2 separate regions of the Mus musculus genome follow, and region 2 is linked to region 1. A link is a loop called in an ENCODE intact Hi-C map of the cell type or tissue named here. Cell type or tissue: heart. All regions are shown on one strand. Each heading gives the region's core, and the rest is flanking DNA. Links, peaks and the distances in the headings are about the cores only. Region 1 has its middle 48 kb from the start of Kdm4d. Region 2 overlaps Endod1 (endonuclease domain containing 1).

Region 1 (12,607 bases), core at 656-8,655:
GCCCTTATGTGACTGATGGCCACAAATTTATGGGGGAGCTGTGACTAGTGGCAGGAGCCTGATACCTGGGAACAGGCAAAGCTCCTAATGTCCTTTCAGAATCTCTGGGGCTTTTAGCTCTAGCTCAGCTGGAGACTATGCTACCTTTCATGGTCCCACAGCATCTTTTTTTTTTTTTTTTTCCGAGACAGGGTTTCTCTGTATAGCCCTGGCTGTCCTGGAACTCACTTTGTAGACCAGGCTGGCCTCGAACTCAGAAATCCGCCTACCTCTGCCTCCTGAGTGCAGGGATTAAAGGCGTGTGCCACCACACACGGCGTCCCACAGCATCTTATGACAGCTTCTGAAGGGATTGACCTCCGACCCCTAAACCTATGTCCTGGTTTATAGGGATGCTCCCTAAGTCCATTACCTCATAGTTTTGACTGAGTTTGCAGGGCATTGGCCATACCTGAGAGAGCTCCTGGTCAGTTCTAACTCCTAAACACACCATGCACTTCCAGAACTTGGCAAGCCTCTGGATAACTGCTAACTCCTGCTCTTCCAGCTGAGGTTGCATTGGCCACTACTGTTGAGTTTCTGCAAGCTAAATTCAGCTGAGGCTGCTCAGCACTGATCTCCCATGCTCAAGGCCAACTCTAGAGGAAGCTGAACATTCACACTCTCCGCCCCTCTGCCATTTCTTGCAAAATAAATGTCTGACTCTTGACCGCTAGATTACTCCTCACAAAGAAGTAGTCACAAAAAAGATTAAAGCCACTTGAGAGTCACAGATGACCTCTCAAAGTTGATGTGTTACACAGTGTCTCACCCAGCTTTCACAAATAAAGTGTAGGTGCTTGTTACTGAGCCCCAGCAGACTGACTTACAATCCAATGTGATTTGTTTGTTTGTTTGGTTGTTTGTTTCTCAAGACAGGGTGTCTCTGTGTAGACCTGGCTGACCTCACACTGGTTCTATAGACCAGGCTCCAGTCTGGTCTTACATCTGAGATCTGTGTGTCACCACGCCCAGCGTAGGCTGCTTTGTTTTTGTTTTGTATGTCTGTGTGCACACGTGTTTATGTGTGTTTGTGTGTGTGTGCATGTGCGTGTGTGTTCATGGGCATGTGCTCAAGTGCAAGTTCATCATGAGGCATTTATCATGGGTACTGGGATTCATGAGATCCAAATTTGTGTTCCCTGAAAGAGTAATAGATACTCTTTCCTATTGGGCAGCTCTACAGCCTCAAACTTCTAATTTCAAACGAGTCTCCAATATTTCAAATCTCAATTCATAGCTTTCACACATGCATTTAAGGAAACCATTTATTAAAGATCAGTCATTATGAGGTTTCTCTGAGTCACAACTGACTCAATAATGAATAGTTTCAGAATCTGACAGTCAGGGATGTACAGGGTGTGTGAGATGGGGCAGTGAGATTGGATCCTGGGCTCTCTTTGGAATGTGACATGGTCTTAAGGAAGCCAGGGTAACTGATGCAAAGGTCCCTTGGTTATTAAGAATGAATCCAGCCCAGGATCTCAACATCAACCACAGTTAGTCCAAGTGACAATGGGAATGAACCACCAACGCTCAGGAGTATTGTCCCAGGGGCAACGAATAGGGGAGGTGACATGACAACAGACCCTTTCCAGGAGTCACAGGCACACGAGGAATATGCTGGGACATCCAGTGGGTGGGGAAGTCTACAAGAGTGGACACAGGGACTCTGAATGTCAAAATAGGAGAATTTATCAGGTGTTCTTTGAAACATGAAGGTTCAGGGAACTGAATACGGCAAAGAAAAGAGGTAGGAGTCACCAAGATGCAGGCCCAAATCAGAACTACAGTTGCTAGGGTATCTCTGGTTCTCAGAGGGACATCAGAGGCACAGCCATGTTCGAAATATATTTCAAAGATGGTGATCACAATGTCAGACTGCTCAAGGGTATACCTCCATCTATTTGAAATAGCAGACATCACAAAGAGAATGCAAGACATTGGAAGAGCCCAGGTGCTATGGGGCCAGTACCCAGGAGGCCTAGTGTTTCAGGGTTACAGGTCTGCCCTCACTCTTTAGAGCCATGCATCCCCACCAGAGGCATGGTGGCATTATGTGCTCCCAGAGAAAACCTGTCAGGGTGTTTCAGGGCACTGCAATCCAATGACAGCCCTTCTTTAAATCAGGTACGTGAACTACATCATCCAGGTGCTGCTCCTCAACCCTCCAGAGCCCAACAAACACTGCAAACGAACCCTGCCCAGGTGGGATCGAAACAGGTTTCTTCAGAAACCAAAATGCTAAGCACGGGGTCAGAGACACAACCCTGCCCCCAAGAAATGTTTTCCCTTGGGATTGGGGGTAGTTGGGGGACAGGTCTCCACCCAATATTCACCTTCCCTATGAGGAGGAGACTAATCTATATTGCAGACAAACACGGGAACCACGGCTGTAAACACCACGGGTAGCTGGGAGTCTGGAGAAAAGCAAAGGTCTTGGGAATCTGAAGCAACCCCCAATGACCGTGAAGTTCTCGGGGCTACAGGGAGGTTGGCACACTGGGGTCCCCCAATGGATCCCCCTAGTCTCCAATTCAGACCCAAGAGAAGGCAGATCAGGTAAACTGGTGAGGGAATTCCGGCCCAATGAAGATTGCTTTTCAGCTGGGGCCTCAATGGCACTGGCTACAGCTTGCCTGTCCAAATTTGTGGCTTCCCCAGGGACCACAGCACCACAGTCCTTTCCCATTTCTCCACACATATCTCTCAGACTGCAGAAAGCACACAAAAGTATCCATGGCAAAGCTCACCCTGACCTCCCCACAGCTGCACCAAGATCCCACCTTGTCAGGGAAGCAGAGATCCAGTCCTTTCCTGCTCTGCATTGAGAACTTCAGGCCAACATCAGCTTTCTTCTTCCTTTCTTCAATTTTAAACAAAGATCCGATCATGGGATGGGCTACTGGGCTTACAGAGGCTGTGGCACTGTCTCTAGGAAGCCAGGGTAGAACTTAAAAATGAGCCTATCTCATAGTGATGGGACTACCATGTGATAGGCCATGTGATAGTGGAAGCTGGCTCACGGAACCTCAAGACAAGAGGTATAGGCTGTGGGGAGAGCTGAGTGACAGGGACAAATGGAGTCTCTGGCCCATGCAGACTAAGACAAGGACATATTGAAGAATTTCTGCCCTTGGCAGAGTTAGCCTCTACCTTCCCTTATTGAACCCAAAAATACATGCTAAAGTATTAACCACACTTTAGTTAGGGAACTAATATATTTATTTCTTGGGTCTACTTACAGAGTCTGGGATTGAAGTAAGTAATAAGAAAATGCCTGTCCTTAAGAGCCTGGTTACCCTGTGTGAAGAGCAGGTTACTCATGTCCTCACATGTGGAGTTCCCCCCCCCCCCTTTATGTAAACCTGCCACACTGTCTAATCTCTAGCCCCACTGAGACTATAAGATAATTAGAACAGCATTGCATCCAAATGTCTGGAAAATACAGAAGGGAGCAGCCTGCAGCCTCTAGGTCTCACCTCCCTCCCTGCTTCTATGAGGGAAAAGTCACAGTTAGTGAACTCTTCTGGGTCTCTTGCAGGTCCTTTCTGATGTTCTGAAGACAATGATTTCAGGGTGAATGTGGCCAGACACTGGGGTGCTGAGAGCCTGACCTGCTCTCTCACTGTGGCATGCCACTGTGGGACGTTCAAGTCAATGGAGGTTCAGTGGGCAGAGTAGGAGAAAGCATTGAGTAGCCTCAGCACACGCATTTCCTTTTGAGTGTAGCTAAGTCTGAGATTGGTGAATGGCAGGATACTCTCAGAAGATAAAGAGCTGGTAGCTCTTTCTCTTCATGCAATGGCACAAGACCTTGGAGATCCACCTTCTGCATGAATTCTGAAGGAGATCCTGGGCAAACCAAAAGGAGACTCAAATGCATCATCCAAAGGAGAGTTTGATTTGTCAACAACTTGGACACCTGTTTGTCCAAGTGATCAGGAATATCCACTTGTGACCAAATGGCCTCAGACTTGGGAGGTGATCCTGCATGTACTTAGTTCATGTCCACCACCGTGAGCGGCAGGGAGACTTGGGGCTCCTATCCAAGATTCTACAGGCCTGTGGGTAGTTCACAGCTATAACATTAACAGGATCGACAGGGATCCCAGAGGCTCCAGAAGCTTGCTTGGAGAATCCTGTCCCTTGCGGAGTAGATTGAGGAGCCAAAAGCCTGAATGGGAAAAGGTACAGGGACTTTGAGGGCACCTTTGTGTAAGGACAGCTGTTGTGGCCTCTGCTCACCCGACTCCTGAGGGGTCCCGAATGGTAATGCCTCCGGGTTGAAGTGGGCTTCCCTTGATCCAGTGTGTAGGTCCCAGGGGTCAGCTCCTTCCCAGGGCAGGAGGTGAGCTCCAGGTGGTCCATAGCTCCAGGATCCCCTTGCTGTTTCCACAGCTCATAGCTCTCAGGCTGCAGGAGGCCTTCAAAGGCGTCCATGGAGAAGCTCACCCTGGCCTCCCCACAGCTGCACTGAGATGCCACCTTGCCATAGTCAATCCACCTTGGGGTGGCAAAATTGATGGCCTCTGCGCAGTTGAAGCCATGGTTGAAGCCTGCGTGGTAGCCATAGGGAAAGGTGACCATGAACTCCCCAGCCTCCTGGGTGATGCGACCAAAGGGGATGCCATTCTCCTTAAGCACAGTGGGTGAGATGAGCGCCACCTTGTGCCTCAGGAAGGCCTGGCAGCCCTGGGAGCTGCCAGGGAAAAGTTCCCTGGCCAGGCGCTCCAGGCGCCTGCCATGCTCAGGGGGCACAGCATACCAGGTCTTGGGCTGCCCAAAGTGTAGGTAGTTGATACTGTACAGGTCCATGTCCTCCGTGTGCCACGCAAAGGTGGTCTTCCACATGCCAAAGTACAGGTAGGGCGTGTTGACACCCTCAATCACTATGTCGTGATCCTGCTTCAACACATCCAAAAGGCTTCCCAGATGGCCCATGTTCCAATGTTGAGTGTTCTCACCAAACAGGGAGCCGCTGACGTCAGCACCATAAATCGGTGACCCAAACAGGCGATTCTTCCAGTATTTTCGCTCCAAATCTTCAAAATCCAGGTGTGGTGGGGTCTGGTACTTTTTGCTGTCGGCCAGCTCACGATACTCCCCCACTGTCATGCCTTTCTTCTTCTTATGGTATTGGGTGAACACGCCTGCCTGCCCAGAGACCACTTGCTGCAGGGGAGTGGGGATTGCCATAGCCATGACATCCTCATAGGACAGCCTGCCTTTCCACTCCTTGGGTGGGATGACCTTGGCCAGTCCAGCTCGGTGTGCTCCTTGGGACTCCATGTAGGCAATGTATTTGTTGAAGTCTGAGAACTCTTCCATGTTTGGGCAGAAGGTCATGATTGTACAGCCTGGGTTCTGGGACCCATCCTGCTCAGTGGCTGTCATGGCCACAGCAATTCAGGAGCTCAGCCTGGGGTCCTGACTGTCTGGAGCTTTGGGCTTTTCAGAGGAACCTTTTAGTCTCTCTCTGTGTAAGCTTCCCCTGCCTTCCTGTTGGATTTTCTTCAGTCTCTTATCTGTCCTTAAGTTCTTTCTTTCGTTCCTTCTTTTCTTTTCCTATGGTTTTGGTTTCCTGGTGGACAAGATAACATTTTAAAGATTAAATATGGCTCTCAGGAGACTAACAGGTATGAGCAGCCCCTTATCTATGTAGCAAGACCCTTCCAATCTCTATAATAAAAAGAAAAGACAAGAAAATGTAAGGAAAGAGAAGCCTTGCTGGCTTGATTTCCCAGGGCATCCTCTTCTTGCTCAGAACTTTTTACCTTGAAAAACAGCTTCTATGAAGCACAGTCCCTGTACCACTCCTGGAGCACTCACTTGATTCCCACACACGCTTGGTCCCCCTTGGTCACTGTATGGGAATTGGGGAGGCTCAGACCCCTTGCCTTCTTTTGTTTTTGTTTTGTTTTGTTTTGTTTTGTTTTGTTTTGTTTTGTTTTGTTTTGTTTTTGAGAAAGTGTTTCTCTGTGTAGCCCTGGCTGTCCAGGAACTCACTTTGTAGAGCAGGCTGGCCTCAAACTCAGAAATCCGCCTGCCTCTGCCTCCCAAGTGCTGGGATTAAAGGCGTGTACCACCACCGCTGGCTCTGCCCCTTGCCTTCTAATTGGAAGGTACACAGGATGGAAAAACTGGTCCCCCAGTGAGCATGTCCTCTGCCCCCTGTCTGCTCTAAGCAGCCCCCAGGGAAGGGGGAAGCTCCTCTGGCTGAGCCTGGAGGACAAAGCTCCATCTCTCTCTCTCTCTCTCTTTCCTTTTCTACCATTGACAAGTATAGCTGGAGAACTCAACACTCACTGCTCTCTGAGAGAAGTGGAAACACTTCCCCACAGGTTGGGTAAGCAAAGGGATTGTTGCCATATAACCCAGCCTGGACCGGAGCTTTCCCTTGTGCCCAACACTAGCCAGCAAGACTGGAGATAATTTTCACTAGGTCTGCATTGAAGAAGGTACTTCAAGGAAAAAAAAAAAAGGTTTCCTTTGTCACCCAGTTGACTGCAGATCTTAGGTAAAACAGTTTTAAAAATAAGTATACAAAAACATAACATTCTAAGTAGGTTCCAGTTACCACGAGAAGGTGTTTAATAGCAGAAATGATTGGGAGGAGACATTTTGCCCAAACTGAAAGCCAGCATCACCTGCTTTGACGACAAGATGCAATTAGATTTACACAGAGCCAGGAACACTTCCTGTCTTGCCATTTGTCCAAAAATATATCCTAGATGAAAGTCCTCTCTCCAAGGAACAAACACTGATGGATCATATAACAACGATTCTTGGGGAGATGGGCAAAATCCATCAGTGGTTTCTCAGGACCTATTCTTACACTATGTAAATGACTGCCTCCTAGTCTCTAAAACTGAACTAGATTATAAAAGGGTGACTGAGAAACTTCCACAAGAATTGCTGACTTTGGGTTCCAGAATGCTGGGCAGAAAGCTCAGCTTTGTACAACAGAGGCTGCCTGTCTTGGCTTCCAGCTGAGGGCTGGAAAAAGGCAGCTGTCTCAGAGGATGGCTGCCAGCCTTCTGATTCTACCTACAAAGACTAAAGACAGCTGTGAGTCTTTCTAGCTGTCTCAGAGTATGGCTGTCTCTGGGTACCAGTTTTTTGGGGAATAAGAACCCTTCTACATATAAGCCAGAGGGGGGTGGGGGGTGGGGAGCACTAAGCCTCTAATCCAGACCAAGGCCACAGAAAGAGGTATTACCCCAAAGTGTTGCAAGGATTGGACTCTGTTAGTCATAGAATGACCCATCTATCTAAGAGCTGGGTGTTTTTCTCCCTACTCTAATGGAAACAAAAATCAAAAACAAACACCAGTTAATCTGGACCACAGCACCCCACAAACCAGCTGAGGCCTCTTCCGGAGAACAACAGAATTCTTACTGCCTAATGCCAGTGGGACCCAGTACCTGACCCTTCTCCTAGATGATTGTCATCGACCCTGCTACTCTCTTGCCTGCTAACAATCTGCAGGTGCTCATTTATGAATGTCACGTCAGGGGAGGTGACATTAGGTACAAGGGTGCTGCAGTCCTTACTTTAACTGGAACTATTTGAGCCCAGGCCAGGCATCTCAGCCCAGAGAGAAGAACTGATTGATTTAATCCAGGCTCTCAGATAGAGAAAAGAAAGGCACACCACCTTATACATGGGACAGCTGCTATGCTATTCCTACCATATAAGTACCCATATGTATAGAGAAAGAGGACTTCACAACAATGGGGGAAAAGGACATCAGAAAGATGATGTCAGTGTGTTACCAGGCCACTGAGCTGGCTCCTGACAAATGGCCCTAAGACCAGTGAGGCCTATTGAGATCCTGGTGACAAACCACTACCTGGTGCTGCCTGAGACTCAACAGCACAACCAAGAGGAAAATACTGGAAAAAGAAAAACAATGGAGAGCTGCAGCCCAGGCTGGCAGAGGACACCAGAGAGAACGATCATCCTCAAAATAACTGGAGAGACTCTTGTAACTGGACTTCGCAAAGTTCCTCATCTGGGGTCCACAAAGCATGGTCTCTGTTTCTAGTCACACCTAGGCCAAAGAGGATGCAAGGAATGATGTCTCAGCCAGAAGCTGGGTCTGCCTGTCCTCTGGTAAATCCAAACTAGGCAGCCTATACCCATCTCCACTCACTGAAGATGCTCACTAGCTGAGAGGATCCTCCAGGAACTTCCCATTTGCCCTCCCAGAACAGTGGGATCAGAAAATGGCCTGGCTTTCACAGCTAAAAACCTCCCAGTTAAAAGCTGAAGTTTAGGCATACATCACAATTCTCCTTTCGGATATAGACCTTAAGAGTTTCTACCCAAGTTAAGATAAATAACCAGGACCTTGATAGAAACTATTACAAAGAGTGGCTAGACTTTCTGCCTTTGCTTTGAGTCCACTGTGCTCCATAGAGAGAGAGATTTACCCCCAAAAGAAGTTCTCTTGAGAATACCTCAGTGCTACACTGGATCCCCAGCACCCAGTGTGCATGCCTGAAAGCTAATAAACTCTTTCTACAGGTTCGAACCCATCCCCAGATCTCATCTCTAGTTGCTGCCCAATAGTAATCAGATCTCAGAGCCACATTCATGAGAAAGGAGCACAGATAACTCTCAGATGAAGCTGGCACACGAAAGCCACAGACTGACCAGCATTTTCCAATGCTTTGTAGAATAATTGAATCTTACCAACTATTACCACTAGTCATTTTCTCACAAGAACAAATTTCCAAAAGTTGTGAAGAGAGATAGGACTTACCCAGCACCAATGCAATGGAGACCTGGGAGAAGGCAATCCAACACCAGAGAGCAGCTTTCTCCTGGAGGACTTGCTCTTCCTGTGAGCCTGGAGCCTCACGGCTTCTTCTTTTATAGCCATCAAGACCTGAGGCAATGAGTGCTTGCCCACCCTCTGGAGTCTCAACCTATCACTGCCTATCAGCTGACATAGCCCCACCCAGATTCCTTTGAATGTAAACAATCCCAATGTGAGACATGCCAAACTAGGAATATGTTGAAGAAAGAATTCTATAATAGCAATATTGTAACACTAACTGCTCATAGAACCTATAAGACTATTTTAGAATTCCTCAGCATTAACTGGGAGCACATGACAGAGCATGAGAGAAGTGAGACACAGAGAACATGTCTGTGCTCTTGCTGGACATACTTTACCTCTGCCCCACCACCTCTAAACGTGAAATACACAAGAAAATCGCAGGGTCCTCAAGTTCTGAACACTTAGACAATGATAATTATTTAACCAGAAACTAGCACAAACACAGGAACGTGAATGCCTTTTTGCTAGGCATTGGGTTGCACGCCTCGCCTTTAATCCCACTCTGCAGGCAGGGGCAGGTGGATCTATGAATTTGAGAACAGCCTGGTTTACAGATTCAGTTCCAGAACGGTCAGGATTACAAGGATAAACCTTATCTCAAAAAGACAGGGTGAGGGCAATGCATATATATTTCAACTTTTATCAGTATTGAGATACAAAAATATTTAAAGTCATAGAATCAGTTTGAGCACAAGTTTGCCCACAATGAAGCAGACGGAAAGATAATACTAAAAACATCCAAGTAAACAGAGCTTGCTGGCACACACCTTTAATCCCAGCATTCTAGACGTAGATACCACAGAGGGAGAGGAGAGGCAGAGAGGCAGAAAGGGAGAGAGAGAGAGAGAGAGAGAGAGAGAGAGAGAGAGAGAGAGCTTGAGAGGGGGCAGAGAGAGGCAGAGGCAGAGGGAGACAGAGACACTAGGCCTACAAAGTCAGTTTCAGGACTGATACGTAGGAAATCCCATCTCAAAATCCAAAACAGAGAACAAATGAAAAAGGGGAAGTAATACTACATGGTACTGCTATTGGATCTTGTGGGTATTTGCTCATCTGGAAATTACTAGTGGTCCCTAAGATTCAATCCTAAGTAGACCTGTAAGTCAGTCACGGCTACCTGGACATTATTTGCCCGATCTCCTAATTTTTCCTTCTAACCATCTTTCCTAAACCTTTACAGGGCTTTCCTGTCTGTGCTGCTCCCTCAAGATGGGAAGGTTCTGTCCTGATAGCTGCATTCAATTCCGTTGTACTTTGCTAGCTTTGATAGTAATTCACCAGTTCCTCACTTTGAATGGCTAAACACTTGATTTCTCAACTAGCAGTGTAGTCCTGGAACTTACTGTTCAGCGGATTATGGCCTTGAACTCCCGATCTTCCAGCCACCCCAAGTGCTTTTGTTTGAGATTCAATTATTCTAAAGCCTGTCTTTCCCATCACAGCTCAGAAAAATTTTTTTGTTTGTTTACCTGTATTTGACTTTACTTGGAATTGTAATATTTACATTTCCTTGTGTTTACCTCAATTTCATCTCAGTATTTTCTTTGATTGAATTATGCAAGGATTACTGGATTACTCTATATTTTCTTTAGGTTTTGAGCTTAAACTTTTTTGAAGATACTGAGGCACGGTAGCAAAGTCTGAAAAATCTCATGCCCTCAGGAAAACATAAGGCCAGGACGTCTGATCATGCTTAGACTCCCTAGCCCCAACACTACATAGGTTTAAGAACTAACCAGACCATCAACAACAAACTGGCAAATCTGTGAATAGGGAAGCCCCTATGTTTAAGCTAATATTAGATGATTTATAAGGGACCCACACTTGTGTAATGTCCAAAACCTTTAGTCCTGTGGTCTCCTTCTGTTGGCAGATTCCTGCTGTTCTCTTCATTCAGTGGCTCATCTGGACATCATCTCTGAGACCATTTGTTTGGCAGGGTACTGATGATTTGCCTAAATGAGCCTCTTCTGAAGCTTTCCAAACTAAATAGAGAGGTTTATCAGGACCTAGAGTTATTAAAAGCTTCTGCATCTGTTAAAACAAGTTAGATTCCTTACTGAAATGGTCCGACAAGTTTGGAGAGGCTTAGCCCTACCTCTCATGAGAAAAGTAGTCATGAAGAATTAGAAAACATTTTGCCATGGTTGGAAAAAACCTCAAACGAAAAAGAGACAAAGATATAAATCAGATCATGGGTACCAGGCTCTGATCTCTTGGTTCCCTGGTTAGCTTCTCTGCTATTGGTACTGGCTGGGTCTTTAATTCACATTCTGATTCATTAAGACCACTCATTCATTAGAACCAGCGAGAAATATCAACTCCCAGACCTTAACACAACTGATCCTTTGATTGAAGGACCATTTGTAAAACTCAACATGTAGACAGCACCATCTCTCAACATGGAAATGACCTTAAATATCAAAGTCTATAGTTCTGGGGAAATCTCTAAATATTCTACCCTTGGATTTTAATTTCTACAGTTCTGCTTCCAGCTAATCATTCTTGTTAACGGGAGCATGTCAACACATATACTTAAAAACCTTACCCTTGCATGGTACTAGTATAGTGACAGACAAGTAGACCAATGGAACAGAATTGAAGACCCAGAGATGAACCCACACACCTATGGTCACTTGATCTTTGACAAAAAAGCTAAAACCATCCAGTGGAAAAAAGACAGCATTTTCAACAAATGGTGCTGGCACAACTGGTGGTTATCATGTAGAAGAATGAGAATTGATCCATTCCTATCTCCTTGTACTAAGGTCAAATCTAAGTGGATCAAGGAACTCCATATAAAACCAGAGACACTGAAATTTATAGAGGAGAAAGTAGGGAAAAGCCTCGAAGATATGGGCACAGGGGAAAAGTTCCTGAATAGAACAGCAATGGCTTCTGCTGTAAGATCGAGAATCGACAAATGGGACCTCATAAAGTTGCAAAGCTTCTGCAAGGCAAAAGACACCGTCAATAAGACAAAAAGACCACCAACAGATTGGGAAAGAGTATTTACCTATCCTAAATCAGATAGGGGACTAATATCCAATATATATAAAGAACTCAAGAAGGTGGGTTCCAGAAAATCAAATAACCCCATTAAAAATGGGGCTCAGAGCTGAACAAAGAATTCTCACCTGAGGAATACCGAATGGCAGAGAAGCACCTGAAAAAATGTTCAACATCCTTAATCATCAGGGAAATGCAAATCAAAACAACCCTAAGATTCCACCTCACACCAGTCAGAATGGCTAAGATCAAAAATTCAGGTGACAGCAGATGCTGGCGAGGATGTGGAGAAAGAGGAACACTCCTCCATTGTTGGTGGGATTGCAAGCTTGTACAACCACTCTGGAAATCAGTCTGGCGGTTCCTCAGAAAATTGGACATAGTACTACCGGAGGATCCCGCAATACCTCTCCTGAGCATATATCCAGAAGATGTTCCAACCGGTAAGAAGGACACATGTTCCACTATGTTCATAGCAGCCTTATTTATAATAGCCAGAAGCTGGAAAGAACCCAGATGCCCCTCAACAGAGGAATGGATACAGAAAATGTGGTACATCTACACAATGGAGTACTACTCAGCTATTAAAAAGAATGAATTTATGAAATTCCTAGGCAAATGGTTGGACCTGGAGGGCATCATCCTGAGTGAGGTAACCCAATCACAAAGGAACTCACACAATATGTACTCACTGATAAGTGGATATTA
Region 2 (15,800 bases), core at 3,757-11,756, 100 kb before region 1:
GTGGTGACCCCTGACCATGAAATTATTTCATTGCCACTTCAGAACTGTAACGTTGCTACTGTTGTGAACTGTAATGTAAATATCTGATAGGCAGGCTGTCCAATCCAACTCCCAAAGGGGTGGAGAGCCACAGACTGGGAACCACTGCACTAGAGCGTGGGTTTCCTCAAGTTCCCCACCAATCACTGTGGTCTTGAAAGTCCTTCCAGCCCCACATAAGTATCCTAACAGACTCACTTTCCACTTCCAGCCAGCCCTGCAGGCAGCTAATTGCTTTATCAAGGGTTTTAGTTGCTTTTCACAAGTCTCCCAGATTAAACCCCTTACTCTCCTTTTCAAAGTTTTTTAATCTTGGTTAGGGCCACCGCATCCTTCTCAAAGACATTCTCGATACACATGCTCATCATGGGTCAGGAGATCTTTTGTTTTTGGTTTTTGGTTTTTTTCGAGACAGGGTTTCTCTGTGTAGCCCTGGCTGTCCTGGAACTCACTTTGTAGACCAGGCTGGCCTCATACTCAGAAATCTGCCTGCCTCTGCCTCTCCTTCCCAAGTGCTGGGATTAAAGGCGTGCGCCACCACTGCATGGCTCAGGAGATCTTTTATATCTAGCATTGTTCTCATGGTTCAAATCCCTTCTCTGTCTCTGTCTCTGTCTCTGTCTCTCTCTCTCTCTCTCTCACACACACACACACACATACACACACACACACACACACACACACACACACACACACACACACACACACACATACTCATCACTACTCAGGCCTTCAGCTTTTTCCATCTGCTCCTCAAATACCCAAGAAAGGCTCTGTGCTACTCACACATTAAACCTACCATCCATCATGCCCGTATCTCACATTAAACCTACTGTCCACCATGCCTGTATCATACATTAAATTGTCCCATGCCTGAGGAGCCCTAGACAACTGCATTTTTCCAGCAGAGTTTGACATTCAGTATCTGACCATAGGCCCAATAGTGTATCCTTAACTGGAACATAGTAGGTTCCACTCTGCACAAAGGAAGTCACTCTCACGTGCAACACACACACACATGCACACACACACACACACACGGATGCACACATGTACTACATACAGATTTTCTCTGTTCCTCTTGTTGGAGACTTTTTAGCTACTTAAAACATTAACAGTTCTTAAAGGTAAGGAGGGACAGAAGAACAGTCCCCTCCACACAGGCAGTTTGCACCAGGTCTGCTAGTGAGTGACAAGGACAGTAACTTCCTTTTGGAGACCATCACCTGTTACAACCACTGAAGGATGCCCCATGCTGACCTGAGAAGGGGAGGAAAGAGAAACCACGTAGAAAAGATGGAGATGGAGCTTAACCTGGAAGATGCCCAAGTCCCACCTCACCAGTGGTAAGGGGAGGAGAGATGCCCAGGTACACACTTAGAAACTTGGAACAAGCATGCCCTCTGCAGGCAAGCCTAGGAAATGCACTCACTGTTCAAGGGTGTAGAGAACAACCCTATGGTCTAGGGGCTCCCAGGTGGCACAGGATTGCTCACGCTCCACAGTAAAAAGGACACTGTGGCATTCCAAGTGATGTCTGGCCACCTTGGAAGAAACTAGCAGGCTGCCAAACTGTTCTTTTGTTGTTGTTGTTTTGTTTGTTTGTTTGTTTGTTTTTTGTTCGTTTGTTTTTGGGTTTTTTGTTTGTTTGTTTTTGCTTTTCAAGATAGAGTTTCTCTGTGCAGTCCTGGCTGTCTTGGAACTCACTCTGTAGACCAGGCTGGCCTTGAACTCAGAAATCCACCTGCCTCTGCCTCTGCCTCCCAAGTGCTGGGATTAAAGGTGTGCAGCATCACTGCCCGGCTTGCCAAACTGTTCTTTTGCTACAAAGAATATAACTGCACCTTTGCTACACCTAACTTTTGGGCTGAGAGAACTGCCTTCTTGCTTCTTTCCCCCAGGGCTTGCCACCAGGCAGACCTGTGGACCAACGCTAGAGGCACTTTCTAGATGCAATTTGCAAGAAGCCTTTGATGTGGTTCCCACCACCAGCCTTCTTAGGCTGCCAAGGTGAGGACCCTCAGGGTGGGCAGGCATACACTGGGCTGAGCAGAAAGGCACCCTGGGACGCAACATGGCTCTCCACAGGCTGGAATCTGGGAGCCCAGAGGATCCTGAAGAACTAGGGTTGTGGGTTTCTTCTGGGAAACCCTCTACGCCCCAAGGCTCTGATCCAAAGAAAAGGAAAACAAAAGAGTAAAGAGTTTGTGCTAGCTGTCCTACCTGCCTTGCTTAGCCTTTCAATCTCACACTCCTGCCACCTATCTCCAGAGCTGCAAACGGGCAGGGAGGACAGAGGACGCTGGGACTCACATAATTTGCCCTCCTCAGACATACCAGGAGCCAGCCTGGCCACTCATCACAGCTGGGCACAAATACTTTGGCCTAGATCTGCAGTGCCTTGTGGGTGTCCAGGGGAACCCAGCAGCAGGGAAGAACCCAGAAAGACTCTGGTCTAGAGTGCAGTTCCCAGCAGGGGTGCTCTCTCCACCAAGGCCTGCTGGGATCCAGGGTCTTTTACTCAAGCATCTCCGAGCTTCCAGGCGGGTGTATGTGTGATACAGAAGCAGTCTGTGTGTATATTCAGCAGCTGCAGGCTTCCAGAACCAAACACTGCTCACTCTGAGCTCCTGCACAGGGTGCAGAAACACATGCAGGAGTGCATGTGCAGAAACACATGCAGGAGTGTGCTTGTGTGTGCCAGCCTGTCAGAGGGTTTCCATCCTTCTCATCTCTGGCCTCTGAATTTGCAGGTTTTTACATCTCCACTGTGTGTAAAGGTCACCAAACAATTCAGCGCCTACTCCTGAGGAAAATGAACTGTTGCTGGCATTTTTATTTTTAACTGGAGGCTCTAATTTGACAAGGATATTGTTTGGGGAGGCCCTGCAATCTCTGCCTTCAAGGAAGACGATGCTCCTCCGTGGCCAGTTCCGTGGCTCATCCCTAGCCTCTCCACCCCGAGCTCCCACCTCTTCCAGGATGTCGCAGGCCCCAAGCCCCTCTCTTTAGGGGAGATTTCTGCCTGGAGGGAGAAGGGAGCCCCTTCCTTGTCACACCCGGGAAAGTGGGTGGAGCTTTGCCTGCACTGTGAGTAGGTGCCAGCCCTTGACTCTTGGCTGACAGCACTAGCCAGAGCAACCGAGCCCCCAGGCAGGCTCTGAACTCTGTGCAAAGTCTGCTGCCAACAACAGCAGAGGAGCCTCAAACACAGCACAGTCTGGCTTGAAGAAATTAGCTAGGAACAACAACAACAACAAAAAATAGATAAACGCAGCTAATACTGAAATAGATACGCAGCCTACATATGCAGATGTAGATGAGAGATACAGATGTGTAGATAATATACAGCCATAGCTATAGAAATATGAACACACATTTTCCCACGTGCCCAGAGTTGAGGTGGGAAGCCGCCGAGACACTACCCCCTTTCCATCCCAGACCTCCAAGAGCCCTGGCAGGCGTTCCCTAACTCCAGTTCTATGCCCAGTGAATGGCATCAGCCTTCTGCCTATCACTGGTAACCTCAGTCTCTGTGTGTTTCCTATACTGATTCTTTGCTCCACACAACATTATCTTGCTTCTCTAGCAAATCTGTGTGGTCTCTTACTTCTCAACTCTTTGCACGAGAGACCGAGAGAACTGCACGGCCAAAACATGACTACCAGGAACAGTGTGCCAGCCTCGGGACCTCAGGCTTTCAGAGACGACAGGGAGGTAGAGTGGGGACCAATGACAGAGGAGTCGAGGGAATCGGGTGCAGATGGAGGGATAGGTGTTCTGGGAACATTTTAGAACGTGTTGCCACCCTTTCCTGATAAACATGACCCCCACCCCCACCCCGTCTCCCTCTCCTTTCCTTCTCTTTCCCATTTCTTTGCACCCATAAACCCTCAGTTTCCTCCACTGAAGCATTTGGGAGACTCAGCAGGCCTTCGTGAGGACTGAGTGAGCCAACATCTGTTCTTCAAATTAATGCCATTTCTATAGTTTTGGTTTTCTTTTCATCTTCTCTGCTTCCCCACAGCTTAAGAAGCTGAGGCTGGACCAGACACAGACTGGAGGATGGGGTCCAGGGAAGGCCGGCATCGTCCTAGCAGTTAGATACCTTCTCAAAAATTCCCAGAATTCCAAATATCACACAATCACAAAAACTATCTACAGCTGGCAAAATCATGCCTCTGCTAGAGCACAAGGCTCCAGTAGTGACAAGTGACACTCCAGCAGTGATAAGCGTGACAGGCCCTAAAAACCTGGGTGCTGTCCCGAGGCAAAAAGTTCACGGAAACTTAGTCTCCTGGAATCGTGGCATCCTGTATAACAAATACTCCAATGTTCTTGCTTTAGTCGGTAAACGGATCTGTGTGCTTTCCCTTAATATTGCTTTACTATAAGTGCCTCTATTTGACATATAGCTAGGTTAGATTCTTCACTGGTCCTAGTCAGTCAGTCCTTGAGCCGACCCTGGGCGTGGATAGCTAAGTCACTGCCCTACACAAGAATTTACATTATCTGGGAGGAAGGAAGTTTGTGATCTAAGGAGGAGCCAGAGTAAGATACTTAGAACTATAGATAGCTGAGTTCACCCATACACAAGTATTTACAGTGGCCTAGGGGGAAGGTGGACTACACAATAGACTAGAATAGGAACTATGGCAAGGGCATGAAGCCCTGGCTTCTAAGATTAAGTGGACCTTAGGTGGGCTGCTTTTTTTTTTTAATTAATTTATTTATTTTATGTGAGTACACTGTAGCTCTCTTCAGACACACCAGAAGAGTGCATCTGATCCCATTACAGATGGCTGAGAGCCACCATGTGGTTGCTGGGAATTGAACTCAGGACCTCTGGAAGAGCAGAGGGTGCTCTTAACCACTGAGCCATCTCTCCAGCTCAGGTGGGGCTGCTTTTGATTCCCAGTTCTTAGCATTGAATTTTATTCCAGTTAACATTGAATTTTATCCCAGTTGGTTCCTGCCAGTCCTCCCTTGTTTGCATTCCTCTGTTTTATGTAAGAGTCCAGTAACCTCATTGTACCTTGCTGGTGTGTCACCCAACTTCCCCATTTTCTTCTATATAAAAAGTTTGATACTCGATTTGACAAATTACATTCAGATCCACACTCCCTTGTGTTGTGTCTGTTTGTCACCTCTCCTTCTCGCCGACTCCTTTGCCCACCTACAACCAGAAACCCATTCTGCGCAGATAGGAGACCCGGAAGAGGTTAGTCTGTGGCAATGAACAATCTGAAGCACCCTCATACCCCATACCTAGGATTAAAACAAAATCATATTCTTACCAAAGTTCCAAAATTATCAAGCTGTGAACTGTCACGTGCGTCCCGGGAGTAGAGTAGTCCCTTGGAAGAGCAGTCAGTACTCTTTAACCACCGAGCACTTCCTACAGCCCCATAGCTCTGCTTTATAAGGCTTTTAATGTACTGTGTGTATGTGTTCATGCACAGCATCCCTGGAAAAAACAGCTTCTTTGTTACTGAGGTTTGAGAGCTCCTCCTTGCATAACATTGCAGCAGTCAGAAGAGCAGAGGGAGTACAGATTTAGTAGACTTAGACAAGTCATCAAACCTGGATACCTCAGCCTGAAGTTTCCTTACCTGCTAAATGAGACATTAATGATGACTTCCTGTGGCCAATCCACTTCTCCATCCCTAAATGCTTTACAGAAAGGATGGTGCCATTCATCCATGGACAGAGGCCGCCCCACTTCACTCCACTGCACCGAGCACAGTATTCTGGGATCTCCAAACAAGGTAAGCCATGTTTCTGGATCTTTTATAATGTCCTCTTTGGTAACCTAGACTGAAGCTGAGAAACCCATGCTCTTGGAGATGCTGTGTGGGCGCTGCGGTGAACAATGCCAGCGGGCAGCTTCTACCGCTCTGGCCTCCAGATGAGTACAGCCCCAGCCACCATCTGATTGCAATTTCATAAGACCCCCTCCCAACAGAATAGCCCCGTTGAACCCAGAAACTGACAAACCAAGATCTGCAATATGTAATTTTTAGCTACTAAGGCAAAGTTTGTTACACAAAGCTGCCTCCTGGGGGTGTTATAAAAATTAAATGAGATAGTTCATGCCAATGGAATAACAAGGTTCTCTGTCAGTGAAAACTAACCTTTTAAAAAGCAATCTACTTACAAGGTACAAGTTGCTCAACACCCATCGGGCATCTCCTAGTCCATACTTAGTGGGCACCTATCCAAACATGCTTTCTGTGTAGTCAAAGATTTTCTAAACAGAAAAAAGTTTTGGAGTAGCTCCCTGCAGTCAGTGATGGGTTGCTTCTTGACTATTTTCATATTAAGCCCGATCTACTCCAAGAAGAGTGGCCAATGACAAGGTCAGGAGTTAGAATACAAAAGTTACTAAGACAAACCAGGGGCAAACATGTGGGCAGTTTCTACATGGTTCTACACATGCAGAGAGAAGGGCCCAGAGAGTGGGTGTTCTGAGAGTAGGGTACTTCACTCTAAGGTAGCTCTCGCTGAGCAGCTCGCCTGCACTCTCAAGCCTGCTGCCGAGGTGTCTGTGTACAACTCATATACTCAGCTGGTAAGCTTGTGGCCTGAGTGGCTGCTTGACTTCTTGATGCAGTTCCTGAGGCTGGCTTCTTGCATACCCACTGTCCCTCCTGATCTTGTCAAGGAAGGGAGGAGGAAGAGGAAGAGAGAAAGGGTGGGAGACAGGGAGGAGGGGCATGCCTAACCCTGGAACACCAGCCAGCAGAGGTCTTTCAGGGCATTCCTTGGGTCTTGTTAACTCCACATTAAGCCCCAGATCCCAGAACAACCAAAACAAGAAAAAGATCACACACACACACACACAGACATACAGAAACACACACATCACACACTCACACACACACACACCACACACACACACACACACACTCACACACATACACACATACATACACACACACAGATACACACACACTGAGTGGCCAATGACATATACACACATACATACACACACACACTCACACACATACACATGCACACATACATACATACATACACACACGCACGCGCACACACACACGCATACACAGACACACACAGATACACACACACATGTGCACACATTCACACACTCACACACACACTCACACACACACATACACACACACACTCTCTCACACACACACTCACACACACTCATACACACTATTGTGTGGAGTTCAGAAAAACAACATCAGAGAAACTCAATGGCAGCCTCCTTGGGTTTCCAGCTGACACCATGTTTTTAACAGGCCAGGGATCTCAGAAGCAGGTGAAACCAGTTATTACAAAAGCCTCACAAGTTCATGTTGCAGTCACAGAAGCCGTGTCTGCAACAGCTGCTGAGGTTGCCAGGCTATCAGTTCCACACAAAGAGCTGAGCTTCATAGTTTCTTTAAATTATCTCTAAAACAATCTCATAGATGGTATCAAACAAACATCGGGGTTAAAAACTTTTTGTATTGTTTTATTTTATGTGTATTAGAAAGGGTTTTGTGTGCATGGATAGGAGCACCATGTGTGAAGTTCTTCTGGAGACCAGAAGAGGGCACCAGATCCCCAAAACTGATGTCATGGCCAGGCGGAGCTGCCTATGGGTGCTGGGTCTCTAACTCGGGTCCTCTGGAAGCACATGTCTCAACAACTGAGACATCTCTTTCGCCTAAATTAGAATTTCTAATTTTAAATGACAATCATAAATATCTGTGACATATTTAGATTTATTGTTTTGTCTGGATTTTTCTTTTGAGTTGCAGAGAGTAGGCAGAACACACGCCATGTGAGTCTGGGCCCGTCGCCACCTCCCTGAGTCACCTAGAACAAGCTCAGGGTTCTTGCTTAGGAGCATCTCTCTGATCACAAAGCAGAGCTCTTCTCCTCTACCCTCTCTATTTGAAAGTGTTTTATCACTGCTTTTATTAATATCTCTAGGGAAGACTGCAATTACAGTTAGCACAAAACAGACTTTTTTTTTAACCAGCGTGCTACAATTTATGTAATTAACAATGTATTTGTATTATGAGGGGGACTCAATTTGTTTAATCATCTTCAAAGAGTACATTGCCCTATACATCACCAAACCTTTTACTAGGCAGGAAGACAGAAAAGTTGGCATTATAAAAAAATGTTCTTATAGAGAAAGAGTAAAATATTTCTTCTGGAATGTAGGGGAGAGTTCTAAGAATTTAGAGGTGAACGGTGCCTTAGAGATGCCTGGAACTCCGCCTTGGGGAGACTGGGAGCAGTATGTGCTTTGCTTTGGAGAAGACAGGATGGGATATGACAATCCCAGAAGCTGTAGGACAAGCCCTAGACACCAGGGGCTTCTGTGGTTTGCGTGTGGAGGGTGAATACAGAGCTGGGCACGGAGATGAACAAACGCATATAGAATCTGCCTCAGAGGCTGGAAGTAGATCCCAGCTAGAGATGGACTGTAGGTGCTAGGACATCGAGGACTTGCATAAGCAACAGAGTTGGCAGGAAGCTCAGGAGGTAAGCATTGCCTGCCAGAGCAGTAGAAAGTTCACCAAGGCCCTGGCCAAAGGGGAAAGCTGTGCTTCCATCAGAGAGAGTAATCCTTCATGACTGCAAGTGGCTCCTCCTTTTAAAGCAGAAGTGGGGGAACCCTGTGCTTTGTCTAAAGCTCGTCTTCTCAGCCTCTGCTTAGCCCCTTGAAGGCAATGCTTGTAGGTTCCCTGGCCATCCATGACACTTACACAGCTGGCCAGGGGCTGAGCCCTCCCATCCTCCACACAGAAAACAGTTTCCCATGGTACCCTTATCCACTTCTAATGGAAGTGGGAGAGACGGGGCTCTGCAGTGCATCTCCAGATTTCTATAGTTACTTGTTTTATAGCCCATGGATCAGATTATCCACCTATCCCTTCATCTTCAACTTGACTCTGTCCGGGACCCAATAGCTTGACTCTGGAATGGTTTTGTTTGGGTTGTCTTTTCTTCTTCCTTTTTATGAACTTGCATGTGCTATGAACCCAAGCAGTTATTTATCAAATGAATGTGGAATCTTTTCAGTGATATAGTTGCTTTTGAGTCACTCCTGCTCCTTGAGCATGCCCCCATCTGTATCCCTTCCAGTAACTCCAGGAAAGCCATTGCTTCACCAAGGGGAACTTTGGTCTACCATGCTTCCTGATCTCAATTCCCACATTGATCTTGAGACTCTCAAGAACATCATTTGTTTTGAAAACCCCATCACAATCTACTCTTCAAGTAAAACAGAAATAAAAATAAACAACTGAGATCTAAGTCTCTGGATTCTTAGCAGCACCCTGACTTTGGGATTGAGTAAAAATGTCTGCAGTTGGCATTGAATAATTTATTAAAATACTGAATGGAGAGATGTTCCCTGGTAAGAGAATGCTTAGTGGCATTCAGTGTGAGTTCTGGTGTGGACAGGTTCGTCAAGACCCAAGTCCACTTCCTTCCTGTGTGGCCTTGGATGAAGTATGTGAGCTCATTAAGGACACAAGCCCGGCGTCTTTATAGAAGCCAAGTATGGTGGGCACACACGTTCCTGACACTAAGGGCATAATGTCTAGGACTAGATGCCATGTTGGTGGAAACTATGCTATGATTGCTGAAGAGAGCAAAATGCAGTCTCTAGAGAGGCAGATCAGTATTTCCACACTTAGGAAATACATTATGCCTTCTCACTGTTCACAACGAGCCGAGATACCACCAACATCCACTCCCTTCCACTGTGCCAACTGTAAAGCATCTGCAAGGAGATTTGGCACCTGCTTAGTGTATTAGCAAAGAAAGTCAGGTATGGACAGAGAGATTGAAACGGACAAGGAAAGAGGGGTGAGATGATTGGGTTTTAGTGGCACTGGGCTAAGGCTGCAGAGTTGTAAATACTCAAAGCAAACTGCAGACTTCCCCTTTTTCTCCATCCTACAGCATCCACACTTGTACATCTCAGTGACTGTCTTGCCTTGGCCTCACCATAGCTTTTTAACTCTTTTTCTGCTGGACCATGTCTATATAGCTTGGTCTGTGTATCGTATGCTCACACTTGGAGTACAGCATAGCAGTGTGGGGAGCCAGCTCATCAGTAGAAGCTGGGGGTGAGAGGGACAAGGACAAACCCTTGCCCAAGACTGATTTCAAAGGATCACACTAGCAGCAAAAAGCCACTGAAATGAGCAAACCTCACAAGTCACGGGACACCCTGCCCCCCTCAGAAGTCCAGCTATGTAACGTGTACCCACACAGCACCGGGTGTGGCTACAGTGGCTCTGTCCACTTGTCTCTCTCAGGTCATCCACACAGAGTGTTCTTATTTATCGAGTTTTCTCACGTTTAAAGACCAATTTCCTGCTCTTAGAAGGCCCCTCACTTTGGTCCCAGCACTCATAACCCAGAGCTTCCCTTGAGTCAGAAACATTCTGGGTTAAAAAATGGTGACCTAAGGTAGGAACCGCCCGACACTCAGTAAAGAATCCCAGAACAGCACTTACCTACTGAGGATCTCCTGTGTGGGAAAACAGTTTCCAGCCCAGGGGAAGATTTCATGAGACCACTGATGGTCTGGACACACTGTTTTAACACTCCTCAGACTGCGCAATCTACAGGAAGAGCCAAGAGGTGAGATGTCCTGCAATGCTTCAGGCTGCTGGGTGGGGTACTATCTGGGAGCAAGGAACATGAGCAGTTTCTTAAATGCCTTCTGGCTAACTACACCAGTAACCCATATTGCACAAGTATGCCAAGAAAGAATAATAGTAGGGCTCTAAGGAGCCCTCCTGCTTAGTGTCTCTTCTTGCTTACAAATGCAGCAGTAGCTTTCTTTTACTCACAAGAAGGAAACTCAATCTCTGGGGTTCCAGGATGCTCCCATTCCTGCTTCATTGCTGGACAAAGTGAACAGGAGACACCTGGAGAATCTACAACCTGCAAATAAGTTAGGGAGACCATGCCCTTGCTTGCGACCTCCAGCAGAGTCACCAGGAGCTGCTGTCTGGTGCTGGGAACTGGCCATGCTGCCCCAGGGTTTGCCAGCTTGCCAGACATGAGGCACTGTTGTGGTTTGAATATGCTTGGCCCAGTGAATAGCACTATTAGGAGGTGTGGCCTTGCTGCGACCTACCAAGCAAGGTGAATGAATTCATCTGTGGGTCATTCTTATCTAAGAGGCTGATGAACACAGCTTGTTTGCTTATAGTGAGGACCACCACTTTCTGGTAGCTAAGATGTGTCCACTTGCATGGTTCCTCTTACCTAAGTAAAAGTCCAGAGAAGCCACAGCTGTCATAAAATTCTAGATTCCATGAGACAAGAAGCCTGAAGGGAAACTGCCTGTCAAAGCCAGACACCAGAAAGTCTCTTGCCTCCCTTCCTAAACATGGCTGCAAATGCAGGTCTCTGTTTTCTTATTTGTCTGTACAGACTCCAGCCTGCTCTTTCACAGACACCAGCGAGGCACTCTAGCCTCTGCTTTCTGTTTCACATTGACTCCCTTACTATACTTTAACTTGGCCCTTTCAGCTTTGATCTAGAAACATTATGATCTTTACAGAAACTCCAAGTCAAAGTCAGATGTCTGTCTGTCTTTCAGGTAAGGAAGCAGAGCTAAGCAACTTTTGCACATAAGTTAGTGAGCCAGGCCTGACTGTCACCTGGACTACAGAGCAAGATTGTCCTCCAGGAATGACCTCCTTCCCTCCAGGGAGCATCTCATGTTGAAACCCTGAACTGACACTAGTGGTCACGAGCAGGTTGCTGGTTTGCAGTGTGTCCTTTAGAGGTAAAATGATGGTCTTAGGAAAAGAGGAACATAGATAGCCAATGAGAACTCAGAATGCGGATGAATAATTCCATTTATAGTGTAGCACTGTGTAAAACATGTGTGATGTGTTAAATAGGGTACTCAACACATGGCACACACACAGTTCATGGCTTTACTCTAAGGTGCGTCTCACAACAGGCCACAGGGGATCACCATGTCCTCCACAGGCTGCCTTTTCTGAACTGTGTGAGTTTCCTCATGATAAACAAATAGGAACATTTCTGTAATTGTCTATGTGATTCAGATTCCGTGAAGCAACTAGACCTTTGTTCATATTTATGAAGAATACGAATAGTAGTTCTAAATCCTACTCACTGATCAGAGTTTCTATTTCCTCACATATAGCTCAGGAAATTTTAATAAACAATAGCAAATTGAAAATTTCAGGAGCTGATTTGAATCAAAAAGAAAATAAATGGGCTGGGGGAGATGGCATAGTGGGTAAGGAAGGGCTTGCTGCACAAGCTTGAAGACATGAGTTCAGATCTCCAGCACTGTCCCTGCACACACACACACACACACACACACACACACACACACACACACCTATAATGTCAGAGCCAGGGAAGTGGAGACAAGCAGATCCCCAGAACTCAGTGGCAGTGCTAATCAGTTGGTGGGCTCCTGGTTCAATAAAATACCCTGTATCAAAAAAAAAAAAAAAAAAAAAAAAAACAAGGTGGAGTTCAACAGAGGAAGGCAGCTGGCCTCAACCTCTGGCCTCCATGCAAACACACGTATGTATACATACCCACAAGCAGGGAGAGAGAAGAAGAAATGGACATGGTATGTAACTCAGTAGTAGGGGCCTCTCCTAGCATTCGCTATGTTTACTCTCCAGCTTCACAAAGAAAAAGAAAGAAAGGAAGAGGGAGGTAGTCACAGATATCCCCAAACCTCATTTCAAGCATTCACATGCCCCCTACCAGCTCCCCCATATAGCCCACAGAACCAGTGACTGTCAGCAGTGACTCCCATATAGCCCACAGAACCAATGACTGTCAGCAGTGACTCCCATATAGCCCACAGAACCAGTGACTGTCAGCAGTGACTCCCATATAGCCCACAGAACCAGTGACTGTCAGCAGTGACTCCCATATAGCCCACAGAACCAGTGACTGTCAGCAGCGACTTTATTGAGCATCTGCAAGGTGCACAGCACTGTACATAGTTACGGTCAACATGGTTTTGTCTCACGCTCATTAAAGTGTTCATCTTCCTGATCTTGCAGGTTTTCTTCCTGTGCTGCAGGAAACGGGTCAAATACTCTCCGTGTGGTGCTTGCTATGATCAAAGCATGATCAAAGCACGGATCGTGCCATGTTTTTTCCTACCATGCTGGAAACTCCTTATAGATGGAGCACTTTCCACCTCTGCAACCTTGATGACCGAATGCATGTTGCTAGGTAAATGGATGAAGAAGAGCAGAGGGAGCTTCCTTGGGCTTCCTTCCATTCCCTAGTTTGCGCTGGGTGGAAAAGGCACTAAGGGAGAGCGGCGTGTCTGAGAACATGGCTGGCACAGGCTAGAAAAGCAGCTCCACAAATGACAAAGTTGGCCAACGTCCCCAAGGGCCTGAGAAGAGAATGAAGCCACAGCAAAAACTCCAAGCTGAAGACAGGGTTCAACTTCCTAAACCTCCATGTCAGAAGCCTAAGTAGCCTTTTGGGGATGGGCCATCAGCCCAGAGATCTGGAAGGACTTTAAAAACAAATACAGCTAGTTCCAGTGAACCAGAGGCCCTGCCAACAAGAAACTCCAGAATGAAGGGTCTCGGCCCTCTAACCTGAAGGATATATTTTTGTCTGTTTGTTTTGTTTTGTTTTGTTTGAAACATTTGCCTTATTATCCTTTCCCATATTAAAAAAAAAAAGTCACACAAAAATAAATAACCAGACAGCTGAATATGGCAGCAGGGGGTTGGGTGGAGTGTTTCCAAATGATTCCTTATAAGGGGTTTGTGCACAATGAGTGCCCTCCTAGGGCCTCTCAGAATGCAAATTATTCACTGAAAGGGGAAGGGGGCTTCGCTGAGATGCAGTCAGCACAATGTCTCCTGTGAATACCTGGCATTTCGTTAACCATGCCACATCCAGTTGATACAGAGCCTGTCGTCTTGATGGTGATAAAATGCTAGTTACACCCAGGGAGGCACACCCTGGTGTGATGGGGTGTCCTAGCTCACCATGACTGGCTTCCATTAGCCTGCGAGCAAGGTCAATACAGCCTCCTTGTGCCTCTGCGTGGGACTCATCAGTGCCAGGGCAAGCCTCACCCTCCCATTGACAGAGGAAAGTCATAAAGGTGCTGCCAGGAGCCTTGATAAAGGGTGTGCATCACCTGAGCAAGGGCTCGTCTGCTGTCCCGACCAGTGGCTGTCATGGCCGCAAGGAAGCTTGCTCGCTGCTGCTAGTCCTCTCTGGTGCTATTCGAATCTTTTCCTGCAGCATTTAATTCCGGCTCCACACACATTCGTTCCCTGGGAACAGCTGGTGTTCTGCCCCCTCTGTGGTTTCTTTCTAGACTCCAAGTCTTTACAACTAATTTCCAGACAACCATGGGCCACGTCCCCAAGTTAAGTGAACACTTGGCCCCTCTCTCCTTCATAGCAACTCTTTGGAATGCTAAGAAGAAGATACTAGAAAATCCATTCTCACCATGGGAATATTTGGTTCCCACAAAGCAAGTTTGGCTCCTTTTGTTATAATTTCTAGTGCAAGATTTAAAATAACAAGTGATTGATCAAAACTGGAAATAAGCTCTCAAATTTAACTTGCATTAATGAAGGACTGGTAGATTTTTAGCCTCAAACACACTATAAAAATAATGATCTAAGAGATAATAATTCTTAAATATGTACAGAGATATACTTCTACCCAAGTGGACCAGAATGTTTTTCATTTTTTTTCTATTACCTAGATAGTTATAACAAATAATTGTTTCAGGAGAGAAATCAGACTGTTTTATGGTCCTGAATACTCACTTGATGGATTAGATGCTGCAAAATATGAAGTTTCACATTAGATTAACATGCAGATCTTTGTGTTTAATGTCACCAACCAGTGATGTAATCTAAGTTGACCCAAACCTCCCTAGGCATGCCTGTGGACACACAGCACTGCTTCATGCTGCTTCCTCTACACCTGGAGGGACCAGCTCTACTCCAACTGGGGCTGCATTCAATTTTTATTGTGTTATATTTGGCATAAAATGCTTATTGTGATTCAGCAAAATTGACTTTGGGAGAAAATTAAACTCAACCAAGCTCTGGAGACCTAGGCAAAGGTCAGAGCCCCAGCAGATGCTACCACCGAGAGGGAGAAATTTCAGCAGAGCAGTCACCGGCTCACTGCTAGAGTAGGAGAGGAAGAAAAGGAGACGCTGAGACCGGACAACAATACTCAGACCTAGTTTGCCTTAACTCTCCAAGAGTATTGGGAGACACGAGATACCGTTTCTTTCAGCATTTAATGTCATCCTCTTCTTCCTTATTTATAATTTTCATAAGAAGCCTGGGTCATGCCAGGTGTTTCCCTCTGAGTCGGAGCGCAGTCCTAAAGTTAGCAGACGCAGGGAAGCACACCTGTATAGTTGCAGACGCACATGGAGCACGGCATTGAGCCTGCCCTGAACATTTCTTTTAGATCAAATTTAAAGCGTGCCATACTCTTTTGCAGAAAAATACACACCTGCTGGGTAAACATAACACAGTAGCTGACAAGGAACAGAAACCTGCTGTTTAAAAGAGAAAATCAAAATTCACCACAATGGACATTACTAGGTTTTTAAGTTCTAGAACTCCCCGGAATTGTCTAAAGTAACCTTGTAGCCAATCCGCTTGAAGACACTAAAAACAATCTGAAACAAGCCACCTACGGTGCCAAAAGCAGTGTCAAAGAGGAGTGAGAGGGTGCCACCCAGGCCCACAGCAATG

Evidence for each region. Hi-C counts contacts between places; a loop is a spot of excess contacts. Peaks named below come from ENCODE experiments on the same cell type or tissue, not always from the same donor. Only the 100,000 strongest peaks of a DNase experiment are listed, where the experiment ranks them.
Region 2: it touches region 1 in a loop (4-fold over the local background); 5 of 42 quality-filtered maps call a loop at or near these places.

What each region holds. Positions count from the first base shown.
Region 1 is chr9:14,446,614-14,459,220 of GRCm38, forward strand. It overlaps the pseudogene Kdm4dl. Among named protein-coding and RNA genes, the nearest start is that of Kdm4d, 48 kb to the right of the region's middle. In heart, for the core only: a CTCF peak has its summit at 4,716 (motif pointing left); no DNase peak of the experiment used is centred there.
Region 2 is chr9:14,341,024-14,356,823 of GRCm38, forward strand. Endod1 (endonuclease domain containing 1) reads right to left here. Exons shown (of 2, transcript NM_028013.3): 2 at 12,967-15,800. The coding sequence ends at 15,659. Among named protein-coding and RNA genes, the nearest start is that of Gm34156, 21 kb to the right of the region's middle. In heart, for the core only: a CTCF peak has its summit at 7,596 (motif pointing right); no DNase peak of the experiment used is centred there.